2 separate regions of the Homo sapiens genome follow, and region 2 is linked to region 1. A link is a loop called in an ENCODE intact Hi-C map of the cell type or tissue named here. Cell type or tissue: heart left ventricle. All regions are shown on one strand. Links, peaks and the distances in the headings refer to the core of each region. The heading gives the core; the rest is flanking DNA.

What was found. A loop is a pair of places that touch in the nucleus more often than their neighbours do. Peaks named below come from ENCODE experiments on the same cell type or tissue, not always from the same donor. Only the 100,000 strongest peaks of a DNase experiment are listed, where the experiment ranks them.
Region 2: it touches region 1 in a loop (4-fold over the local background); 5 of 110 quality-filtered maps call a loop at or near these places.

Annotation. Positions count from the first base shown.
Region 1 is chr11:133,612,837-133,625,046 of GRCh38, forward strand. No RefSeq gene overlaps it. Among named protein-coding and RNA genes, the nearest start is that of OPCML, 86 kb to the left of the region's middle. In heart left ventricle, for the core only: a CTCF peak has its summit at 7,325; no DNase peak of the experiment used is centred there.
Region 2 is chr11:133,075,904-133,088,113 of GRCh38, forward strand. All of the region lies in intron 1 of OPCML (opioid binding protein/cell adhesion molecule like), which reads right to left. Among named protein-coding and RNA genes, the nearest start is that of OPCML-IT1, 280 kb to the right of the region's middle. RefSeq lists a silencer at 6,910-7,269. In heart left ventricle, for the core only: CTCF peaks have their summits at 7,062 (motif pointing right) and 7,269; DNase peaks (open chromatin) are centred at 6,692 and 7,068; H3K4me3 peaks cover 974 bases; H3K27me3 peaks cover 1,317 bases.

The DNA.
Region 1 (12,210 bases), core at 4,711-9,710:
CTATCTCCAAATACAGTCATATTGAGCGTTAGGACTTCCATGTTTTAATTTTGGGAAGGACAAAATTTAGCCTATAAAAAGAACATATTAGAAGAGATGCCCATGCCATTCTCTTAAGAGATCTTTCTCTTGAAGCATAAGTTTTAAATTTTTTATGAATTGGATCCTGGAGGTCCTTGACCCCCAGGAATTGCATGCAAAAATATCATGTGTAAGCACTTTTCTGGGTAGATGATCTGTGTTTGTTTTTCTAACCTCTGTATGCACCCTGGAAAGATTTTTCAAAGATTCCAAGTCCCATACTCCGAGGTTCTGATTTAATTCATGTTGGGTGGGCATCAGGCATAAATATTTTGGTAACATTCACCATTTGATTCTAATATGCAGCCAGTATTGAGAATCGTTGGTCTGAAGTCTTTCTATTTAAATTGCAGTTAAAGACCAGCATGAGCATCACCTGGAAACTTACTAGAAATGCTGAATCTCAATCCTCACCCAGACCTACAGATTCTTCATTTTTTGTCTTTTTGTTTTTGTTGTTGTTTGTTTATTTTTTAAGACATGGTCTCATTTTGTTGCACAGGCTAGAGTGCAGTGGCCAATCATGGCTCACTGCAGTCTTGACTCCTGGGCCCAAGGAATTCTTCTGTCTCAGCCTCCCCAATAGCTGGAGCTACAGGCACATGCCACAATGTCCAGCTAATTTTTCAATTTTTATTTTGTAGAGACAGGGTCTGCCTATGTTGCCCAGGCCAGTCTTGAACTCCTGGCCTCAAGCAGTCCTCCTGCCTTGACCTCCAAAAGTGCTGGGATTACAAGCATCAGCCACTACACCTAGCCAAAATCTTCATTTTAGTACGATCCAAGGGTAGTTTGTATGATATATCCATTAAAGTTTGAGATACACTTATCTATAATTTTCCTCAAATCATGAAATGAAACTGACCACAAAATTTTCAAAACCACTGAGAAAATTTTTTCAATGTGTGATCTAGAATAGCTTACACGGCAGTTCTAATTATTTTGTTTGTTTACACTATTTTAAAGAAAAGTTCGGCCGGGCACAGTGGCTCACGCCTGTAATCCCAGCACTTTGGGAGGCTGAGGCGGGTGGATCACGAGGTCAGGAGATCGAGACCATGATGAAACCCCGTCTCTACTAAAAATACAAAAAAAAAATTAGCCGGGTGTGGTGGCGGGCGCCTGTAGTCCCAGGTACTCGGGAGGCTGAGGCAGGAGAATGGCGTGAACCCGGGAGGCGGAGCTTGCAGTGAGCCGAGATGGCGCCACCGCACTCCAGCCTGGGCAACAGAGCGAGATTCCATCTCAAAAAAAAAAAAAGAAAGAAAGAAAAGGTCGTTTCTGGACCAATTACAGATAATTAATCTGAGAAATAACTGCACAATGAATTACATCCTGGCTGAACCCACAAATGACCTATTACTCATCTCTGTCGTAACCGTTAAGGGTAATTACCCAACTATCAACCTCAGTTAGTCTACATAGCATTTACCTTCAAAGATTCAGATAGTTCTTAGTAGAGAAGACAGTAGCTCAGTTGTGTTAATACTGAAAAAATAGAAAGGCCAAAAGAAAAGAAGAATAGGGAAGGATGGGAAAAAATGAGAGGGTGAGAAGCCAAATACCATGTGACTTCTAATTTCACTTCTAATATCTAAAACTTTCAGTTCATAATCCTTGACCTCCACCAAAACACCTCTCATGACTCCTATGGTTATTTTTAATAAATAAAAATGGAGCTGGGTCAGGAATAAGGAGCAGGAACAAGAAGGAACTCCTGCAAAGAGGAATAAATTACCAGAAAAAATTACTCTGGATAAGTTACTGGATGAATTTCACTGAATACATTACTGTGTAATGATGAAATTATGTAATGATGACTCAATGAGAATCACATAATTTTCTGCCTTTTTAGAAATTAATTACAAAACTTAATCCATTCACCAAGTCTGCAAATTTGAATGTATATTTTAAAACTATTATAAACTTTTTCTGTGGCACTAAATGTGGAATAGTTTTAGTTGAGCTTTATATATCTGGAGAAACCAAGAAACATTTACTCTTCCAGGTCACCTTCTCCACCCAATCGCTCCTTTAGAGGGTCCCCTTTTCATTCTTGCTTTCCATGTAGCCACCATCCTCATTACAACCCATGGACATTGGTCCTAGACTAGCAGTAGAAGGTCCTTGGGATTTGAATTGAGCCAAATCCCTGCCTTTCAGAGCTTGTGATCAAGCAGAAATACCAGATAGACCAGAAATAATAGTAAATAAATAAGTGAACAGCTTTAATAGCTGAATACATAGACAATACAATACTTTGGATATCAAAATACTCCCTTCATTATAAATTTTACTAATTATTCATGTTAAAATTTTTGCCTTACAGTTGTTCATCTCCAACCACCAACATAGTCAGTAAATATTAATTCTTAAGTCAAATATGCCTTTTTATAAGACCACCCAAAATATTTGCATTTGCTGCCATCAGTATTTGAATAAGAATAATATAAATTTAACCAATAATTATTTATTGAGTGCATAATGTGAGCCAATAACTATTTTAATTTTGTGTTTATATGTTTCACCTTTTTACATTCTTTTATTTTCAAACTTTCTGTAATGTTATATTTGAGGCATGTTTCTTACAATTAGAATATATCCAGTCTGACAATCTTAGTATTTTCCTTGAAATATTTAGTCCATTTACATTAAATGTAATTACCAAAAGTTGTGAATTCCTATTTACTAGGTTACTGCTAATTTCTACTTGACTGGTCTGCTTCATGTTTGTTTTATTCCTCTCTTTTCTTGACTTTTTTTCTGATTAATCATTTTTTAAATTTCTCTTTCCTCCTCTATTAGCTTATTAGTTATACTTCTTTTGGAAGGTATCCTAGAAATTATTTAATACAATGTTAATTTTTAAAGAATTACATCCTAAAAAAGATTATTAGCTTTATGCTGCCTTTCAATGCTAGAACACTATAATATTTTAAATCTAGTATCTCTGTTCCCAAATTTTTTTTAATTAACATGTATTTCAGTTCTACATTATTTTAAACCCACAAAACAAGAAATTATTATTATTGTCTTATACAGGTAATATTCATTTATATCTGTCTACATATTAATCCTTTCTATTGCTCCTTATTCTTGTATTGACCTGCTTATATCTGGGTTTATTTCTCTTCTGTCTGAAGAAATATTTGTTAATTATTTTAGTGTACATTTAGTGGTAACAAGTTTTTTAAATTTTGTATGTCTGCAAATGTTCTCAGTTTTTTAAGGATAAATTTACTAGATATAAAGGATTATTTGGGGGGTTGTTATTTCAACATATTAAAAATGCCATTCTATTGCTTTCTACCTTCTGTTGTTTCTGTTGAAAAGTCTGTTGAATAACTTTTCTTATTGTTTTCTTAAAAGTAATGTAGACTTTTTTAGTTTTTGATTTTCTGTAGTTTTACTATGATGTGCCTGGGTTTCTTTATATTTATCTTGCTTTACATTTATCCTAATAGAGATTCTTGAGTTTGTGGTTTGCTGCCTTTTATCAGTTTCAAAAAATTACCAAACATTCAATTTTTTGTTCAAACCCATTCCAGTTCTCTTCTACTTCTGGGGCTACATTTACATTATTTTGGATTTTTTTTTACTGTATCCAATATTTTTTCTAATTTATTTTATATATTTTTATATTTTTTCCTCTTTGTGCCTCAGTCTGTATACTTTCCATTGACCTGTATTACTCTCTTCTGCTATCTGAAATCTAATGTTAAACCTATATGAGTTCTTCATTTCAGCTATTGTATTTTTTAGTTCCAGAATTTACATTTGGTTTTTCAGTCATTTTATATTAAAGCTTCTTATGTTGAAGTAACAACTACTTCTTATTCTGAAGTAGTTTAAGATTCACAAGAAGTTGCAAAAATAGCACAGTTCTTATATACGTGATGATAATGTCTTACATTATCAAAGTACATTATCAAAACAAGCAATAATGTTGCCGTATTGCTACAATACTACTATCTGTAAAGTAAAGAACTTATTCAGATTGTGTGAGTGTTTTTTATAAAATTTTATTATGTGTAGATTTGAGTACACTATACCATTTGATTTTAAAAGCATAAATTCCAAATCTCTCTTGAAATTCTATTTTTGTTCCTCTTTATTTTCTTGAATATTTGTTGTTTTGTTGTTGTTGTTGTTGTTGTTTTGAAACAGGGTTTCACTTTGTCACCTAGGCTGGAGTACAGTGGTGCAATATTGGCTCCCTGCAACCTCCGCCTCCTGGGTTCAAGTGATTCTCCCACTTCCGCCTCGTGAGTAACAAGGACTACAGCCTCCTGAGTAACTACGAACTCCTAACCTCAAGTCATCCACCCGCCTCTGCCTCCCAAAATGCTAAGATTACAGGCATGAGCCACCACACCCAGCCTATTTTAATCACAGCTGTTTTTCAGTTTTTTGCTGATAAAGACCTAGAGGTGATTTGGATATTAGAATTAGCTATAGTCTGTTTTTCCACTTCTTGGTTTTCAGTCTCATTGCTTGTCATGTTTGGCAATTTTTTTTACTGACTGCATCACACCCATAATAACAACATATAGCAGCCCCAAATGATATTATATTCCTCCAGAGAGAGTTGGCCCCTTCTTCTGCTGAGCGGAGAATGTGGAACTGGGACCTTAACAACACCACATCGAGGAAGGAGCACAGCTTTGGTAAGGCTCTATCTACCACTGGCTTCCCCTTTGAGTTACACAAGAGAGCCTGGGGTTTTCACGAGGTACCGCTCACATTGGTGGGTTCTTAATTCTGATTCTAGCTTTCTTATTATTATAAGACTACTACAGTCTGTGTATTGTTTTTCAAAGACTTTATGCTAAGGTTCTTAGCTTCCTGTCTCTGCAATCTCAGACTTTGGTAGATGTCTTGAGCAAACACTGCACAAATTTTGGCTCAATTCTCCAGCCTACCCTTCTGACCAGGATCCTAGCCCCTCAAATCTCTAACTTTTGTCTCTCTAGTTCCTACAAGATTGCCAAAAGTTCTTCTCATTTCTGGGCATTTTAGCAGTGGTCCTCTGCCTGAAACCCTGTCTGAATTCTCAGTCCCTTGTTTTAAGTTCAGAATCAGAAAACACTACCTCATCTCCCAGAAAAGATCTGTGGAATATCACATTACACCCCTGAGGATTCCCCTTTGAGGGTATTTTGGACCTCTAGTCCTCAATGCCTCAGTCTTCAAATCGAGTTTTTTACTTGAAATGTCTAGTTGTCTAGTTGTTCTCAAAGAGATCACTGGTCTGCTACAGTCTAATCTAATATAGTCAGAATCTGGAAATATAGAACTCCCTGACTGTAGGTCTTACATTTCAATAGGTGTTAGGTCAAGAAAGGCAACAACAAACAACAAACAAAAAAATAAACAAGATAATTTCACAGAATGTTAAATGCTATGATGGAAATAAACAGAATGACATGAAAACTCTGAGGTAGCCAACTGCCTTCCGTTTCACATCTGAGGATTCACAAAGTGACTGAGGGAAAATCTCTGTGAAAAATAGCTCCCATTGTCCCCATTTTGTAGATAAGAACATCCTAATCTTTGGGGTACCATTGTTCTTCACTCTCCAGCAGTCATGCCAGGCTGGGGAACCCTCAGGTAATGAGATAACGATGGCACTAAATCTGACCCAAATCATTAGGGATTATGCACCTCAGCACAGACGCCCCTTCCTAACCCAAATCAGAAAAGAGAGAAAATCTTCCAGGACTTCCCCATTATACACATTTAGCGCCTGCTAGGAAAGACGCCACTGGAGGGCACTTTGGTAAATGGAGCTTCCTAGGTCTGTCTTCAGCAATTGCGGGAACCATCATTCTGAGGCCTGCTCAGCTGCCATAATTCACGGGTCTCCCTAATGCAGATGGGTTGGGAATGCTGGACCCTGGAAATAAGCTTTCCCCACCACTGCACTTCACTCAGCTCTCGGCCTTACATCATTTCCAAAGCATTAAGCAGCCTGCAACGCGAGAATCCTGCCGCTGGTGACATCTGTAACATCTGACATCATTTAGAAGACACTGCAAGGGTAAAAGAGTACTTTTTTGATCAGGGACATAAATAATTCTGAGGAAGAAATTAGGTTAAAAGGCTTTTATTTCCCCAAATGGATTTGCAGAATTTGGCCTCCCAGCCAGGTTCCTGTGAGGAGATGGGTTTTGGGGAGCCGAGGAGGTAACTGTGAGCAGTTGACACTCAGCCACTAGGCGCTCCCAGGAATAGGGGACACAATGGGAGCTCCAGGCGGCATGAATGCCCTGTTCATCTCTTGAGAAGGGGAGAGGTAGGGTGTAGCTTAATCATACCCTTGTGTGCCCTCGGTGTTCATAGAAGATGGAAGGGGGCAGCTACTGGGTGTCTGTTCGGGAGGGAAAGCCCCCTTTTTCTCAGAGACGTTCACCAAGATCTTGGGAAATGATTGTCTTCTGCCAAGAGGCGCCCAGATGATCTTCTCCACATCAGCCTGGCTTGGCAGGATTGAGAAAAACTATGCATATATAATCTGTTTTGCCTTCCCAAACTTAGCATCCACACTAGGACAAGAAAAGGAATCAAGAGTCTCAGCTTCTCCCTAAAACTTGCCAGAACTGCTGCCAGGCCTTCACAACAGCAGGAACTCCCATTCCATCTCACCTCTGGCTCTTAGCACAGGGTGGCGCTGAGTGTTTGCATTCCATGGTAATCTCCCAAGGATTTCCAGATCTGCTGCCTGAGGCTGCCTGGATCTAGAGATGACGGGGGTTGCATGAGGACCTAGGGATTTTAAGAGGGGCTTCCTGCAAACAACAGAACAGAACATAATCTTGGGCCCCACACCCACAAACCAGTCTCAGCTATACAAATTGAGCATGAGCTGCAACACAGAGAAGGCTTTTAAAAGGAACAACACCTTCCAACATCTTTAATGCCATTCCCATCTCAGCATGAGCAGCATGCAAACTGGATCAAGTGTCAGAATTCTAGAATGCTGGTTCTGGAAAAAAGGAGCCTTAAGCTTAAAAAATCATGGAGGAATTGTTCATTGTATAGGTGAGAATGCTGTTTTTTCAGATCACATAGCTGATTAATGACAGGAACTTAAACTATATCAACATTGAGAGCATAAGGATTTGTTCATCACGGCACCTTCAATGTCTAGCAAGAACCAGCATGTAGTGGGTGCCTACTATGGTCTAGAGACTGTATTAAGTCCCATACAGGATACAGAGACAAGTACAATACAGTCCCAGCCAATGAGGAACACACCACCTAGTGGGAGACATGAACACATAACCGAAAAGTACAAAGCAACATTGTTAATGCCTTTATAAATAAATAAACAAGGTGCCTAGCAGAGAATCCAGAGGAAATAATAAATAATACTTCCTGTGGCCTTCTAATAATTAAACACCTGATATACCAGAATGAGCACTAAGAATAAACTAATCATGAATAAGATGCAATCCTGCCCTTAAAAAAAGCTTACTGTCTAGTGCAATATGCAAAGAGGTATTTCCAACACATTGTAATGAATGGTGACATGAGTGATATGGGTAGTTTTTAGAGCACATGGGAGGGCATGAGGCCCAGGCTAGGAGGAGGTCAGGAAAAGATTTCCAGGGGATATGACATGAAAGTTGAAATGAACAGTGAGTAGAATGTATCCAGGTGACAGTAAAGGAGAAAGGAGGAAGGGCATAGCCATCCTAGGAAGAAGGAAGTACATAGTTAAATGTTAACGTATTTAATCTGGAGCACAAATCTTTAAGGGAAATGATAGTAAGAGACTTTCAAGGAAAAGGGAGCTCTAACTGTAAGCCTGACTTTAGCCGTAAGATGCTTAGTAGTTTGTCCAGTCTTAAGAACAGTGGAAACCCACTGAAAATTTTTAAACAAGGGAATAAAATGGTCAGGCTTTTCTTTATATCCTCTAAACATGGACGAGGGAAGTGCAAACAGGACACAATGGAAGGCAGGGATTTCCATTCGGATGTTGTTAGAATCGTTCAGATAAAAAAAAAATAATGTATATGAACTCTAGAAAAATCTGTCTGAATCTTTAAGATCCTAATTCTACAATTAAAATTTTGACCAAAAATGATAGTGGCCTGAAAAAAAAAATGTTATGGGGGGTATAGCTGCAAAGGTAGTAAGGGATATTAAGAGATTTTGGTTGCAGAATCTGATCATTGATGAAATGTGGGAGATGAAGAATAGGAGGGAGTCAAAGCCAGGCTTCCAGCTTGGGCAACTGAATATGCTGGTTACTGTCGCCGGAGAAGACCAGGAGGAGCAAAGTGGGAGGGGTTGAGGTGTCCTAGAAGATGGCATTAAGGTTGGGTCTAGAGGTTAATTGGAGGTTTTCAGACAGAGGAGGAAACAACATACTTGCTATGAGACAATGAGTCCACATGAGACTATGGCTAAAATCCCTAACATTCCCCTTCAGCCCCCATGAAGAAACAGACAAAAAGAAAGATAGAGAAAGTGAAAGATTAATTAAGTTCATTACTGGGAAAAAATCATCCTGGGAAATGTCTGGTAACTATTTCTTTAGAATGTAACTCTCCTTGGTCTACTCGAGACATAGCAGATGAAGGTAGAAGACAGGTTGGGGGTGGACAACAATTATCAGAAAAGGCATGAACACACAGAGGACGTTCCCACCATTATTATTGTCCTGGGAGAGTCGTCCTGCAGATCCATTCCCAGCTGCCTTCAATGTAAAGTAAAGAAAGGAAAAAGAGTGAGGGAGAGTCTGGCAAATCCGATAAAGATGGATGGAGGGGATTGAGACAAAGGCACCTGCCGGCATTGTGTCAGCTCCAACTCACCAGCTCAAAAACAAACTCATTCATTATCCACCAGCCTGGGCTGAAATAGCCCCGGTGTAAACACTCCCACACACCCAGCTCTCAATGAGACAAACAGCCTGGAAGTGTACATGCCATGGGCTCTCGCTGCTAATGGAATGCACAACCAGCTCTGTCGTGGCCAAGAACGATTTCTCTGCCAAAGGACACCAACTCCAAACAGCAAAGCTTCACCCAGGACCCTCATCATTCCACATTTTGTGTAGGATCTTCAGACAAAGCAGACCCTCATCTTGTTTTTCACAAGTTTCATTCATTCTCTGCGGTTCTTCAAGCAGAACAAAGAAATTAATTCCCACTACCCACACATTCACACATACGCACTTTGCTTATCTTGCTGATACTCTCTAATACTTTCAAATTAGAGGGCACAGGCCAAAGGCCAACTTTGAGACAACAGATTCATTATTTCACCCCAAATCTGGTCATGTCCCTGTGCTTCAGGTCTCATGCGTAGCCCGACCTTCCTCCTGCTTGCTCACAGTACATACTCATTCCTCATCCTCTGCTCTGCCCTCACTCGGCGTCAATCCCTTGTCCAAAAGACCATGATGCCATCTGCAATCCAGATTTTACTTCCTCTGTAGTCTTCTGCTCTCCATCCCTGTTGTTGCAACTCTGGCTTCAGCCATTGCCTAGGTTTCTGGCCTAGGTTTCTGCCACAGGCCTCTCGAGGGCCAATCTGCCCTCCTCCAAGACATTTTCTATCCTGTAGTCAGGAATGTCATTCAAAAACACAAAACTGTAGTTCACTTCAATGTTTAAAATTCTTCAGTGGCTTCCCATTGACTCTATTTAGGTAGAAATTCCTTAGGAGGACCTATAAAGTCCTTCATAATCTGTTTCTTTCTGCTTTATATCTTCAAGCTAATTCATCCCCATTCCCATGGTGTTCTATGCTCTAGCCAGGTCAAATTGCTTTTAGTTCTCCAAATGCATCTGCTCTCTCTTCCCTCCAGCTCTCCATAGATCCTCCACATTCTCTTATCTGAGAACATTCTTTCCCCACCACTTCACCTGGCAAACTCTTGTCTTTCCACTTTGAGTATACATTTTACTTCTTCCAGGAAGCTTTCTCTGATTGACTTTTCTGGAAGTCTTAGGTGGGTGCACCTTCCATAAAGTGCAATAGGATCCTTATTATAACAAACTGTAACTGCCTATTTCTCTGATTTTCCCACAGTGGTAAGTCTTTTGAGAGCAGTGATGTTATTTGCCAGGGTTACACCTATAGTGTCAGTCTCTACCAAATACCTGGAACACAGTAGATTTTCAGTATTTACTGAGTGAACGAATGAACAGAGGGAGGTAACCAGGAAGAGAGTTAGTTGAGGTTATTTGGTTGCAAGCAAGAGAACCCACCTCTAGCCAATTTAAGCAAACAGGAATCCTGGCATAGAAAGTCAAGTACAAGTCAGGTTGGAAATATGCAAAAACCAAGACAGCTCTAGATATCTAAGAAGCAAGAATGTAGGCACGCTTATGTGACAGAAATAGGATGGTCAAATAGAAAAACACAAGCCGTTTAAATCTCTTTTTCACTTAGCTTAAGATTCAAATTCAAATTATCTAGGATAAGCCTAGTTTATTCATACACCTTGGCCTGGCTAAAAGACAGCAGGGCACACAGGCAGCAGCTCTGATGGACTGTGTGCAATGGGAAGATGGCAAGGGGTAGAGCTGTAGGGAAAAGCGGAGATGTTGAAGGCCACAGCTTCCAAGTGCCCACGAACTCACAAGTCTGAGTTCTCATTAATAATATTTTAGAGATCACAGTTAGCTATTTGCTCTCAGAGTTAGGGTTGAGGGTTTTGGTGGGAGGTGAGAGAAATGAGGCCAGTATGAGAACAGATTGATCTGTAACAGTGGTGGACTCTTTTCTCTCATAGGACATAACGCCAATTCTCTATAAAAAAGAATATATTCACTTAGAAATACACCATATAAGAAATGCCAGTAAGAGGTTCAAGACACAGAGAACAACAATAATAATTGATAATGCACTGAAAGATGGGTTACAGGATTCCTTTAACCATCAAAATAAGTCTTAAAAAGTGACTTAGTAACTGTTTACATTTATGATTAAGATTAACAATTTTTTATTCTTTTTCTCTTTTCTAAGAGTAAAAGAGAGTCAGCAGGTTTAAATGAAGTGTGAAGAATTTAGAATCTATAACAATATGTGTGCATGGAAAATAGAGACTGTGAGACTTCTAAGCGCATCCTCGTGTCTTGTGCTGTACACAGTGGAGAGCGGCATCCAGGAGCACACAATTTCAAGTCAAAGAAACCAGGGCTTTGCCACTGACTGCCCCTGTGACCTTGAAGAAGTGATTTCTCTATGCCTCAGTTTCTTATCTGTACAATAAATCTAGTAACACTTAATGTAATCGCTGTTTGGCTCTAATAGGACCTTGTATGTCAAGCTCTGAGAACAGCTCCTGGGACATAAGAAGTAATCGATGAATGACAGTTAAGGCTCAGTAAATATTTGTTAATTTTGATTATGGATTTCTTAATACAAAAGTTATAAGGTTTTAAAATAATTTTTTCATAATGTATTACAGAAACTGTGTCTTTTTCCAGCATTTAAATAAAAAAAGAACCTGAACCTTCCTGGTGTGATTTGACTGATGCGCTGCTTAAAAGCAGGGACACTAAATAGACTCCTGTCCTCTTCCTTCTTTCATTGCACCCACCCATCCATGGGAACCCGGCTTCCTGCCTACTGCCTGAAGCATCTCTTCTCCTTTTTGAAAGGGAAATTAGACAGCTCAGTAACATTTGGTAGTTCTTCTAGAAAGGAGACTTTGCCAGACTCCACCATCTTTTTCTGTCTGATTTACTGTGGTCCCCAAATATAGGCTGGCTGTTTTTTCGTCTCGTGTATCCATTGGGAAGGTTAGAACAAAACATATGAGACTCGTGAAAATGGATGGAAATGGAATCCAAAAGTAAGTGCGGTGAAGAGGCGATGGACAGAGATCTGAATTATTGGTGAGTCACACCGTCTGACAGACTTCATCATTTGCTGACTTGGCAGGAGATTTATCGGGCATTCTAAGCCCCAATCTTCTTGAAACTGAGAGACCTTCCAGATAAACAACTGCAGCCCTATTTGCAAACCTGCTGCTCAGCATGCGACAGTAGAAGAGATGCTCCTTAACACACTCTCATATACCTTTGCAAGGGATTCCTTAAATCTCAGGTTTTGATAGTATTATTGTCCTCATTATCATCACCCTGAAATTTCACCATCAGTCAA
Region 2 (12,210 bases), core at 4,058-9,057, 540 kb before region 1:
TTTCCTTTTTATTCAGTTATTTGAATGATAAACCTAATACCTGTTATTTGGGATGACTTAAAGGATATAAAATATCTAATGTAAAATCCATAGTCTCTCCCTCTCCCATGTACATTGGTATTACTAATTTTTAGAATTTTAGAAAGACGCTGTATGTTCTTCCATAATTTACTCTTGGTTTGTTATTTTTTATATAAACATATATAAAAATCTGTACACTTTTTTGTTTTTTTCATACAATAGGGTGGTGGGATATGTATTATTTTGTACTTCATTTACTTAATATTTTGTAGACACGCTTTCAAGGCAATGCATGCATACCTTTGGAAAACAAATTGGCTACTTCTGTCTAATTCTATATTAACTTTTCTAAATAGTTTGTCCCCCTTCCCTATTCCAAACATTTTTCTAGCTGAATTCCTCAGGTTTTGAGAGGCAGGTGATGTCTGGGATGAATTGTTGGCATTCCTCCACTGTAAGCCTCCATTCTGCACTGGTTCACTCAGACCACCCACTTCCACCTGCAAAGAAAAATGTCCCTGCATATGGGGTTCCATTTAAGATGTGAGGAAAGTAAGGCTTCAAGAGGAGATGTTATACAAGACTGTAGAATTCTAGGCCAGAATTGGCTGTGAACGTCATGCAAACGCAAGCGGCGGTCCAGACTTGATTCTCCCCTTTGGCTGGCTTCCTCCACTGTAACACAGAAAGACTCCTCAGAGCACTGTCACAAGTCTCAAATGAGACACCCCACCCCCCGCATAGAATCATGTGTGAATGCAAGCCATCATCAGCCTCATCATTGTCATCATCATCATCATCATCATGAAGATGCGGAAGCTCAGAGAAGCTAAGTGACTCTCCAGCTGGTCAGCAGGCTGGTGATGGAGCAGCGTGAAACATGCACCTCCTGACCCCACTAGGAATCTTCTGTATTCCAAAAGACTCATCTCAACTGGTTCTTCTCTGCCAAGCAGGTGAAGGCCCAGACAAAAAGATTGCAGTTGATTGATTTCTAGTAGAGCTAGTGTGGGTGACCACTTTGTGATCGGTTAGTGATGGTTGGCGGTGGGGCAGGAGGTAGCACCCAGTCTTATTTTGCTGCCCCCCATCTAGACTACCTACTGCAGGTGGCCGAGGCCTTGTCCTTGAGGGAATTCTGCAACAGAGAGTATCACTCTTTCTGGGTTGCGGTTCTCTAGAGTGATGCTAGGGAAATCAGATGAGGTGGACTTCTGAGCTTTGCTTATGGCTCTGTGAGCTCATTTAGAACTCAACCCTGCCTGGATATCAGGAGGGCTGGGTTTGGCCAAGGGAATCTGGAGAGGTCTGTGCCCCATCAAGCTGAGGAACAAGTACTGAGATTGCCCCGTGACTTGGAGCTCATCACACGGAGTCAGGTTCAAGCTTTCCAGCCCTGCCCTCATTTTCCCCGTGGGCTCGGCGTGATACCTTTCTGAGTAGGAAGTGGAAAGCAATCTGAAATCAAGAGTAAAATAAAGCAAGATCCCTACCTAATGACGCTTGTAAAACTGGATTCTATACAATTTTAAGACTGTAATGTGAAAAGTGAAATTATAAAATCAATAAAGGGAAATGTCAGAGCTTGTCTTTGTGAACTAGAACTCGGTAAGAATTTTTTTAATTACTATAAATAACTTCAAAAGCAAAAAGCACAAGGAAAAATGATGACTGAGGATGACAGAATTAAGAATTTCTATTAAATGAAGGAAGCACAAGAAATATGTTAACAGTCAACTCATTGGGAGAAGACATTTGCAATGCATAAAAACACCAAGGGATGAATACTTTGTTTCTACAAAGAAAATCTTCAAATCAATAAGAAAAAGAAAAGACTCCTATTGGAATATAGGCAAAAGATGCAAACAGACAATTTAAACATACAATGCAAATGCCCATCTACCGGCCACAGAAAAAAAATACTCAGATAAATACAGACTGAAAGAATCAGAATGTGGAATACAAGCACTTCACACATAATTTGCTGGGAAAAACTGGAAAGCTGGATAATGGCAAGAGTTGGAGGGGATACAGAAAATATGAGAAACCTTATGGAAGCCGCGATTCTAGGGAGGAATCTGGTAACTCTTAGACTGAGTAAATTACATTGCTATGACCTAGCAATTTCACTTCTGAGTCCATCTCAGCCCCCAGGTATTATCGGCGTACTGAAGTGGGAATCTGCAAAGATGTCTGCTGCAGTGTTGTGTAGAGAAGGGGACCGGACAGACATACTTGAGGTGCACACCAAGCAGGGGTGTGGACGCACCGAGCACGCCACGGTGGCTGTGCGCAATGAACTCAAGATGCGTGCAGCCGCCCGGACGATCTGATAAACATGGGGCTGAGTGAAAACACGGGAACAAGGAGACACCCAACACAGTATCACCTACATTGCTCCATTAAAACAGCTGAACATCTACACGCTTTCCACACTGGACACACAAACACGGCAACACGACAGACACACTGCATGTGTGCAGGGACTACAGCAGAGACTGAGGATAAAAGAAAATGAGCAATGGAGTGAGCAGGTCCTTGTGTAAACCGGTGACAAAGAAAGGAATATGTTTCAGTCATTAGCCTGTGCCGGAGTGAAAAGGAAATAATAATATAAAAGGCAACACGCTTTTGAAGTTTAGAGACCTGGCTTCTACCCCTGCTCAATGACTCCTGCTGTCTAGGCCCTTGACCCTCATCCCTCCAGTGAGGAGGGCGCAGACAACCCTGGAAATCACCTCTGGTCTAAGGTTCTGGGATGCACCACGGGCAGCTCCCTGAGCGCCACAATGCTCGCTTTTACAGAGCGGCACTGGCTCCGATCAGGCACAAGAGGGCGCTCCGTGCCCGTGTATTTTAAGAATCTTGGCTGTCACTCCAAACTTAAGACGTAAACCCAGAAATCTCTCCACCGCCCCCAACTACCACCTTCATACACTCCTTATGCTATGCTATTCTTTTACTGCTTGAGAAATACAAAGCACCCACCTACTAGGGGTTATAAACGACAGATTTTAGAGACTTCCGAGGCCACGTGAATCTTTTTTACTGGAATCCTTACATTCCCCAGATGTGCCACGTTAGTTCTCCCTCTTGTTGATCCAAGCTCATCCCCACCCCAATATTCCTTCCTCCCACCCAGTTCCTGCCGTGTCTCACCCAGTTTTCCACATACACGCCCGCCTGAATTGATCTCCGGGCCCCTGGCTCTCTCTGGATGAAGACATTTGCCGTTGGCAAGCATGTTTGATATGAAATTGCTTGTACTTTTGATACGCATTTTAAGCTAGTGTAAGTAACGAGAGGCGTATTTCAACTGAACAGAAGGCAAGAATGGATCCATGGAGCACACAGCCTCACAGCAGGGTTATCCCATCTGAATAATCTCCCCTTTCCGGAGGTGCTCAAGGCCAGGCATTGACCATGCAGGAATGTCACAGGGGGACCCACATTTTTGATGGGCAGCTGGAGTAGATGGTGCTTCAGATGATTTATAAGCATTCATTTGATTTTCATATATGTGGATTCAACTTATGATCTCAGATCTGATTTCCTTTCAGATAAATCAAAAATCTCTATATGAAAAGAGGCTAAAAAATGGCTAAAACAAATCTGCCCGAGTACTCTACACTTGTTCTGGGGTGACAAAAAAATGACTGTGACACCCTGCAAAGTGCACAGCCAGGCGTGGCCACCCACTGTAAGAACCTCGGGAGGTTCCCATTTCATCTCTTGCACCAGCTCACCGTGTGACCTCACAAATTCACAATTTCACAATTTGTGAATTGTGAATTCACAAATTCACCACCCCCTCCACTTCCGCCTGCCTGTTGTAAGGTGAGAGGAAGGACCTATATGTTCCCCAAGGTCCTGTCCACCTCCCGCATCCCCCAACCTTCTCCATCCTGCTGCAGGCTCTGCCTTTTGCTCCATAATGATGCCAGAGACATGCTGAGGTGCCCGTCCAAGGGGATGGAAGATAGGCATCACTCTCCCTTTTCACAAAGCAGCTCATTGGGAATGCCTTTTGAACTTCAACCATGTTAGAAAAACAGTTTTACAGAATTAATTCAACATAAGGAGGAGCATTTTAGCAGAAGTGTGTAGAGAGTTGGGAACAGAGCAATGACCAGAGAAGAAAACTCCTTATGGTCTATGAATAGGGTCCCCACTCACCCTACCCATCCACAACAGAGCCAGAACTACTGGCCAATCCACAAGAGCTACAGCAACCCAGCCAGATGCAGATGGCCGGATGTATAGACCTGACCTGGAATCAACCTGCGGGACTGTAGGATGGTAACTCTCAGACTCCAGTGTGTCCCCTCATCACCCATGCGGTCTTGTGAGAATGTGGGTTCAGCTTTGGTAGGTCTGGGATGATGCCTGGAACTTTTGATTTTCAACAAGCTCTCATGACACTACTGCGGCCGGTGTGTGGCCCACACGGTGAGTAGGAAGGCCCTAAGAGGGAAGATGAAGTAGAATGCCAACGATTCCATACTTGCAGCGGCACCGTGAGAAAACATTCCCACTTTGGTAATCAAATGTTTTTTTTTTTTTTTTTTTTCCTAAAATAGGCTTTAGTCTCATCTGTGGAATGTTTTAGGTATAATGCTGCCTGAGACAAGACGGTTAGTTGAGAGGACACCCCCAGGTCTGGGGTGCCATATTCACACATTTCATTAAACAAGTTCCTCCCTGCCCTCAAATCAGCAAAACACCCAAACCCACTGTGCCCGTTTATTTTCACTCATTCTATTGAGGAGCCATTTAGCACCTTGAAGCTGGAGAGAGAATCAGTATAAAAGCTCTTGTCGCTATGAAGGAGCTCAATGGTTTTTATTGCTTCCATCCTTTAAACACCTTGCAGGCATCTGTTTGTTCACCTCTTCATTCATTCATGATTTACTCACCTAGGCCTTCTGCATGCTGAAGCCTGTTCTGGAGGCTGAGATATCGGTGCAGAACACGACTGTTCATGGGTCTCGGAGTCTAGTGGGGACACAGGTGAGTGGAAGAGTGGGGGTGAAGCGTGCATGGTGGGGAAAGGGGCTTACCGCCAGGCCTTATTAGCTTTTGGTGAGAGGACCAGTTTCAACATTATATCCACAAACATAAATTGGAAGTGTTAGAATTGGAAGGACCCGAAGCCGAGATAATCAATGTAGCTATTCCTTGTAGGACACTCCTGCAGCATCCCAGTGTGCTCCTGACTTCAGGGTGACAGGCGCATCTGATGTCCCTGGTGGAGAGGGGAGGTATACCCATCCCTTATATTTACAGGACTTGGTGCTTCCATCTGGAGGGTTAGGGCTCTTTGAACAGTTAATTCTCCGTTTCCTTTGGGATGTCAGCCCCGTTGGTACCACCTAGCAGACATCTCTGAGGATGCGGCATCCTGCTGATCATTTAAGTGAACGCCTCCTCCACTAGATCACAGATTCCGCAACTTAGGAACTGAGGCTGATGATTCTCTGCTTTCCCAATTCGTAACCCAGTGTGTGCTACAAAGCACAAGCTCAACGAATATGTAAGGAATTCGCAAGTGGCTGAGCGAATGAATGAAGCGCTCTTACACAGGACTGTATTTGGTGTTCACAGCTCGTCTTTTGTTTTCCACATCCTGAGCTGGAGTAGATTGACTTCTCTTCTTGAGATGACAGACGGAGGCTTCTATCACATTCTCCCTTTGGATAAGCCCAATAGTGTATTAAATGCACTCCTGCTCTAGGGGGATCCTGCTACTGGACCTAAGCACCTCCTCTTAACCCCAGGGGGAGGCTTTGTGGGGTACATCAATGGTACTCATCACCCAATCCAGAATCTCCTTCTAGAAGGAGAAACTGAGGCCACAGTAAACATCCAGCCCCCGCCGTTCGAATGGCAGGTGAAGCGCTGGCAGCGCCCCTCCCCGCCCCTCTCCGCATACAGCCCCCACCCTTCTCAGCAGCCTTCAGCCGCCAGCGTGTGCTGTGAGGCCCTTTCTCTTCCAGGCATCTGTCCCTTGCATCCCAACGGGAGCGCGGTCCCCTGGGAGGCGTCCCTCAGCAGCCCCGGGAAGTTCTGTCCCTGCTCCCGAGTGTGCCCAGAGTCCTGCCGTTTCCTTCTAGCGCGCGTTCTTTACTGGCGCCATTCCTGCTGCTAAGAGCCCTGAGACGGCCGGGGGTGACCCGGGCCCAGAGCAGCTCCCGGCTCAGGGACCCCTCCCCAGGCCAAGGGCAGGACAAGCCCGGGCCTGGGCCTCCGCCTCGGCTCCCCTCCAGCCTCTAGAGGAGCCCCGCGTCCGCACGACCCGGGGTCCTGGGCCACTCCGGGAGCCCCTGGAAGCCACCAGCTCCCGCGCTGGAGTCTTGGGGCCTTGGGTAGGCGAGCCGGGCTCCACCCGGCTGGGGCAAAGGGAAGGCCGGGTCTGCCCAAGGCAGAGGACCCGCTGCGCCGTCCCCTCCCCACCCTCCCCTCTTCCCCTCCCCCGCACCCCTCCTCTCCTCCCTATCCTCCCCCCTCCCCATCCTTTCTCTTCCCCTCCTCCCCATCCTCCCCATCCTCCCCTCCCCACGCTCCCCTCTTCCCTTCCCCACCTGCCACCCTCCCCTCCTCCCCTCCTCATCCTCTCCTCCCCCTCGCCCATCCCCCTTCCCCTCCTCTCCTCCTCATCCTCTCCTCCCCCTCGCCCATCCCCCTTTCCCCTCTTACTACCCCCGCCCCACCCCGTTCTGCGCCGAGTGGCACAGCCCTCGGCACGGCACGGCCCTGTCAGCTACGAAGCCGGGCGAGGGGCTCAAGGCCCCTCTGGAGACCGCTTCTCCCCCGCGGCCCGTCCCGCCGCTGCGGACCCCATGCGCGGCCTCCCCGCCCCGGCGCCTGGGCCTCCTCGCGGCCCGGGCGGGGCCCACCAACCCGGAGAGGTCGCCAGCCTGCAGGGTGCCGGGGGCCCCTCCGAGCCGACCTCGTCCCAGGCAGACGCGCTGCCCGGAGACCGCCGCAAGGGGGCGCCAGGGGCCGGGGCGGACGTCGCGCCAGTGCCTCGCCGGGACCGCACCTCGTCCGCGCGGCCGCCAGAGGGCGCCCGTCAGCGCCGGAGCCCGCGGCGGACGCCCCAGCCGAGCCCAGCCACTGCCTGGTGGAGCCACAGGGCACCCGCCCGGAAACACCGCCTGCGCCCCGACGGCACCCGTGTGCGCACCACACTCACATCACACACACCACGCACACACACGCACACACACACACGCACACACCCCGCCGAGCGGGCCGCACAGTCACTGGGGCGCCGCTCGCTTTGCTGCCTTTCCCGCGGGTGCACTGAGCGGCGGGAGCGGGAGCCGCGGGCTTTGCCTGAGCCGGGCGCGCGCTGTGGTCTCACTCCCAGACCCGACCCCTCTGAGCTGCCCCTCTCCGAGGCCCCGCGACCGCATGCGTGTGTGCTCCCACTGCCCCAGCCTGAGTCCCGGATACTGGTGCCCCTGTCTCGGGTCGCTGGCTGCGGAGAGGGCTGGCCTGAGGGAGCCAACCCCACCCCACCCCAGCCTGGGAAGGGCCAGAGAGGGGCCAGGCAGGGCCCCGGAAGGCTCGGCCCATGCATCCAGCGTGCCTGCTCCCAGGAATTGCACCTGGATTGTTCCAGCCATTGAGTGGATAAATCCACATCTCAAAGCTGGATTCAGTTGCATGTTCGCCACTTGCAATGGAAAGAGACCTGGCACTCCATTCATACTGGAACAGTTATCTTGGGTTTGGAGTATTCTGCAGGATATTCCTTTGGAACACGGCCTCGCCACTGGGGAGAGACCACATCTCCAATAACGGGAGGCCCATGTGGAATGCCAGATGCCCTCCAGACCAGCCCAGGATCCCACATGGGCTGTGAGCGCGAGGACAGGAAGGATTCGCTGCACGGAAGGTTGCGGAATGACGGGATGATGAACTTGGTAGATGTCCCAATCCTAAATGTTCTCTCTTTGAATTCTTACTGTGTGAAAAATTCATTTGGCAATTAATCATATACAGCCTTGTGACATCTTTTCTGTTATTGTCTGGAATTGTTATTTCAATCCTTTGTTACTAATTGACTTTTTGCATGCTCCCGCCTCGTCTCCCTAACTAGATGGCAAATTCTTTGAGAGCAGAGACCTCTCTTGACATTTTTTTTTTAACTGGCAAGCGGAGACTGTATTGTGCATTGTACCTACCCACAGAAAAGATCTGTAGGGCAGGCCTTATTGGTTTCATTTTATAAATTAGGAAAGTAACTAATGGTAATAGCTCCTCCAGGAACAAACAACTAGTAAGTGGCAGAACCAGCATTCATACCTTGGCAGTTCTCCAAAGCCCACCCCCCAGACACCTGCACAGGGCCTTGCACACCCTGCGCACTCCATAAACATCATTTGGTTCTTATCATTCTCAACCATCAATGTTTTAAGAAGGCTAATTAACATCCGATGAAGGTCAATTTTCAAATTCAAGTTTCGTTGTTTAGTTTCCCAGAAAGAGGTGTTAAGCTTCAGCTGAGAGATTCAGCTTCCACAAAGAAAACTTCATACCAGGGAGGCAAATATTGACGCAGGCATCTCTTGAGGGTGTCTAAGTTTGAAAACAAAGCACTTCCTCCTTTAAAATGAAATTGAAGGATATTCGGCTTGGCTTGGAAGCCAATCTGGGGTCAGGCAGCACATCACTGGGAGGCGTATTGGGGCGCTCCAGGCAGTCGGACAGATAGGGCCTGGCCTGATCAGAGAGGTCTGGCCCCAAGCCCAGCTCTCTTGCTCAGCCTCATGGGGTCTCCATGTCCTTCTGCACTGCGAGTATGAGATCACCTGTTATATCTGTGGTTTTTATAATGTAACTCCCATCATTTCTATTTAAAACCTTGCCATTTTTTTTTACTTAGAACTCAAACTCAAATTCAAGCATGAGTGAGCATCTACCATACAATATAGATTTATTATAAGAACCATGATATAAAAATACTGACATCAAAAGCCTCCACCATATTGTTCATCTGTTCAAAGTCCGACTCTGCTTTCATTACCTACCAAATAAAGATTAAACCATGTATTATGTCACTCAAGGACTGAAATATCTCATTCCTACTTACTTTTCTAAGTTTATCTCCTTCACTTTCCGTTTATGTAAAATCCAGCTAAATGGACTCCTTTATTTAATGTTGAAGTTCATCCTTCCATTTAGATCCCACTTCCTTCATGCCTTTGCCTGGAAAAATATATTTATGTCTTCACTGATTCATACAACCCAGTGCATTTCATGAGTAGCTGCCTACTATGTGCCAGACATGGGGCTCCACAGTAGAACTACAGATCTGCCTGGGATTGACAGAGTTCACACCCTGTGTTCAAACGCTTCTCTTTCATGAAGTTTCCCCTCATTACCTTCCATACACAATACCTCCTTTCTGTCTCTGCCACAGCCATGTTACACACAGCTCTGTGTTTTAATTAGCTGTGTGCATGCCATTCCCCACACCAGACACTAAGCTCTTTGAGATCAATGGTGGTGTTTTCTTTATCTTTAAAGAGGATCCCTTTGGTACCCAGCACATAGAGCAAAAACTATTTGTTGAATTGATTTGAAAGAGCTTTCAATGCATTTGGCAAGACAAACCTTACCTAGCAATTAACTAAGAAGGCAGTGGTGTAGCCTGATGAATGTAATTTATATTCTCATACAATAAAGTACCAAGGCATATGTTATTGATGAGAAAGGAGTGCTATGTAACAGAATGTTACATGAATTAAAGATCTTACAGACCAAAAGAAGGTAAAAGTACATGTGCACCTCAAAGACAAGTCGGAATTTTGACGAAGGTCTAAATAGGCATTCTAGGTTGGAAAGAACTAGAAGAGAAGAGAGACTTCTTGGGTTCTAGTGTATATCTGATCTGAGAATGAATTATAAAAGTAGAAGGCAATCTAGGAGATCATGCGTATGTTAAATCTGCAGTAGCCAAGTCATCTCTGGAAGCTAGTTGAATTGTTTAATTAACCTGTCGGTTCATCTAATATCTAACTCGGCTCCTTCCTGCTGCAGTTGAAATCCTTCTTTGCTTTATTCCATCCTCAGAGAAAATAGAGGACAGTTAATGATCCCTCTCTGTGCATTTCAGAAGATGGTGTAAAACAGTGCTAGAGAAAGCCTTTTAATCATATATTTCAAATATGCAGATCCAAAGGTGATAATTCAAGCACAGCTTTAAGATTTTTCAAATACCTTATTCCATCTGCCTTGCTCTGATGGTTTCTATGAACACATTTTCATTTTCTAAATCTGGAATTAGTAGAATCTGCTTGAAAAGGGATATTACAGTCAAGTGATGTTCTCAATTTGAGGTGTAATTATTTTCCCCCATTTTAAAAGCCTAACATAAAATGTGATGTGATTTTTTTTTCAACTTTGCAAGGGACATCAACTTTTTTATGTCTTCAATTTTTTTCTCTGAGCTTCCTACAACTTGGAGAATAATATAAATAAGAAAGGAAATGCAGATAAGTTCAATTTCTAGTTTGCAATAAAAAGTCAATGTATTGTCTGATAAATGTCCTCCTCTTTACCCCATCTTCTTCCTGTAGATGAAAATTCTGCTTAAATAAATGAAATAGTTGGCAGATAAAGATTGAATATATTCAAGGTGTACAACGTGATGATTTGATGTAATGCATGGTGTAATGCATGGTGTAATGACTGCACAATCAAATTAAGGAACACATTCATCACCACCCGTGCTGTACCTTAGGTCCCCAGAAGCTGCTCATATTGGAACTGAAAGTTTGTACCCTTTGACCAGTATCTCCCCATCCCCCTACACTCGCAGCCACTGGTAACCACTGTTCTACTCTGCTTTTATGAATTTGACTTTTTAAGATTCTACATATAAGTAAGATCGTGCGGTACTTGTGTTTCTGTGTCTGGCTTATTTTGCTTAGCATATTCTCCAGGTTCATTCATGTTGTCTCAAGTGGCAAGATTTCCTTCCTTGTTATGAGCTTATTCTCAAATCAAAATTCTTCTGGATGCTACATTAACCCTTAGAACCTAAGTATACACTTGAGCCTGCCTGAGATGAGATTGCACTTAGAGTCAAACATCAAACATCTTAGCACTGAGAGGAGCATTTGAGATCATCGAGTTCAAACCTATAATTTAACAGACGACGAACTTAAGACCCAAAGAGGTTAAGTGACTGAATGAAGGTCACGCTGCTGGTTAGTGAGAGCTGAGGCTAGGACTGAATTGCTGCTTAGGCTCTTTCAACATTATCGTTATATTTACCAACATTTTCCAAGTTGATTTTTTTAAATAGCAGTTTTGAAGAAGATGTTAATAAGCATTTTCTTTCATTGTATAATTTTAAGTATTATTTTAGGTGTAGGGGCTACCTGCCTAGGTTTGTTAGATGGGTATACTGTGCGATGCTGAGGTTTGGAGCACAAATGACCCAGTCACCAGGTAGTGAGCCTAGAACCTAATAGGGGGTTCTTCAGCCTTTGCCCTTCCCTCCATCCCCCTTCTAGAAGTCCCCAGGGTCTACTGTTCCCATCTTTATGTCCATGTAGACTCAATGAATAAGCATTTTGAATGAAAAGAAAAATATGTGCTGGACCAAGTAAACTTATAAAACATCAATTTAACCTGCTCTGCTTCACAGAGTTTAACATATTAATTTTCTGTCGCAACCCGAGAGAGATATTTAGCCAACACGTATGACTACAGACTATTTTTAAGTTAACATTTAGGAGCATCTATTAATATATCTAACATGCCAGCGTGCCAGAGAACAGTATTTGGAAGATGCTGCTCTTGACTAGAACCCTGTAGAGGTATGATCGAGCTTGACAGCAAATGCTGATGCTTACAGGCTCTTTCCCGCACTGGCTAGCTGAGCAGTCATAGGATCACACTACCCAAACTTCAAAGCCCTCATCTGTAAAACGGGCACTCAGCTCTCTTACTAGACGGTTAGGAGATGGTATAGCAGAGTAAAATGTGTGAACTGTAATTATCAAATTGTATTTGTGACAGCTTGCCAAAGTATCCACTGTGTAGCACGATAAAATAAATATATGAGAAAAAGTGTGTAATAAGAAGGTAAGGGTGAGAAATAAAATACAACTGCATAGAAGTACATATCAAAATCCATGTGAAAAGTCTTATATTAATGTTGACAGTGGA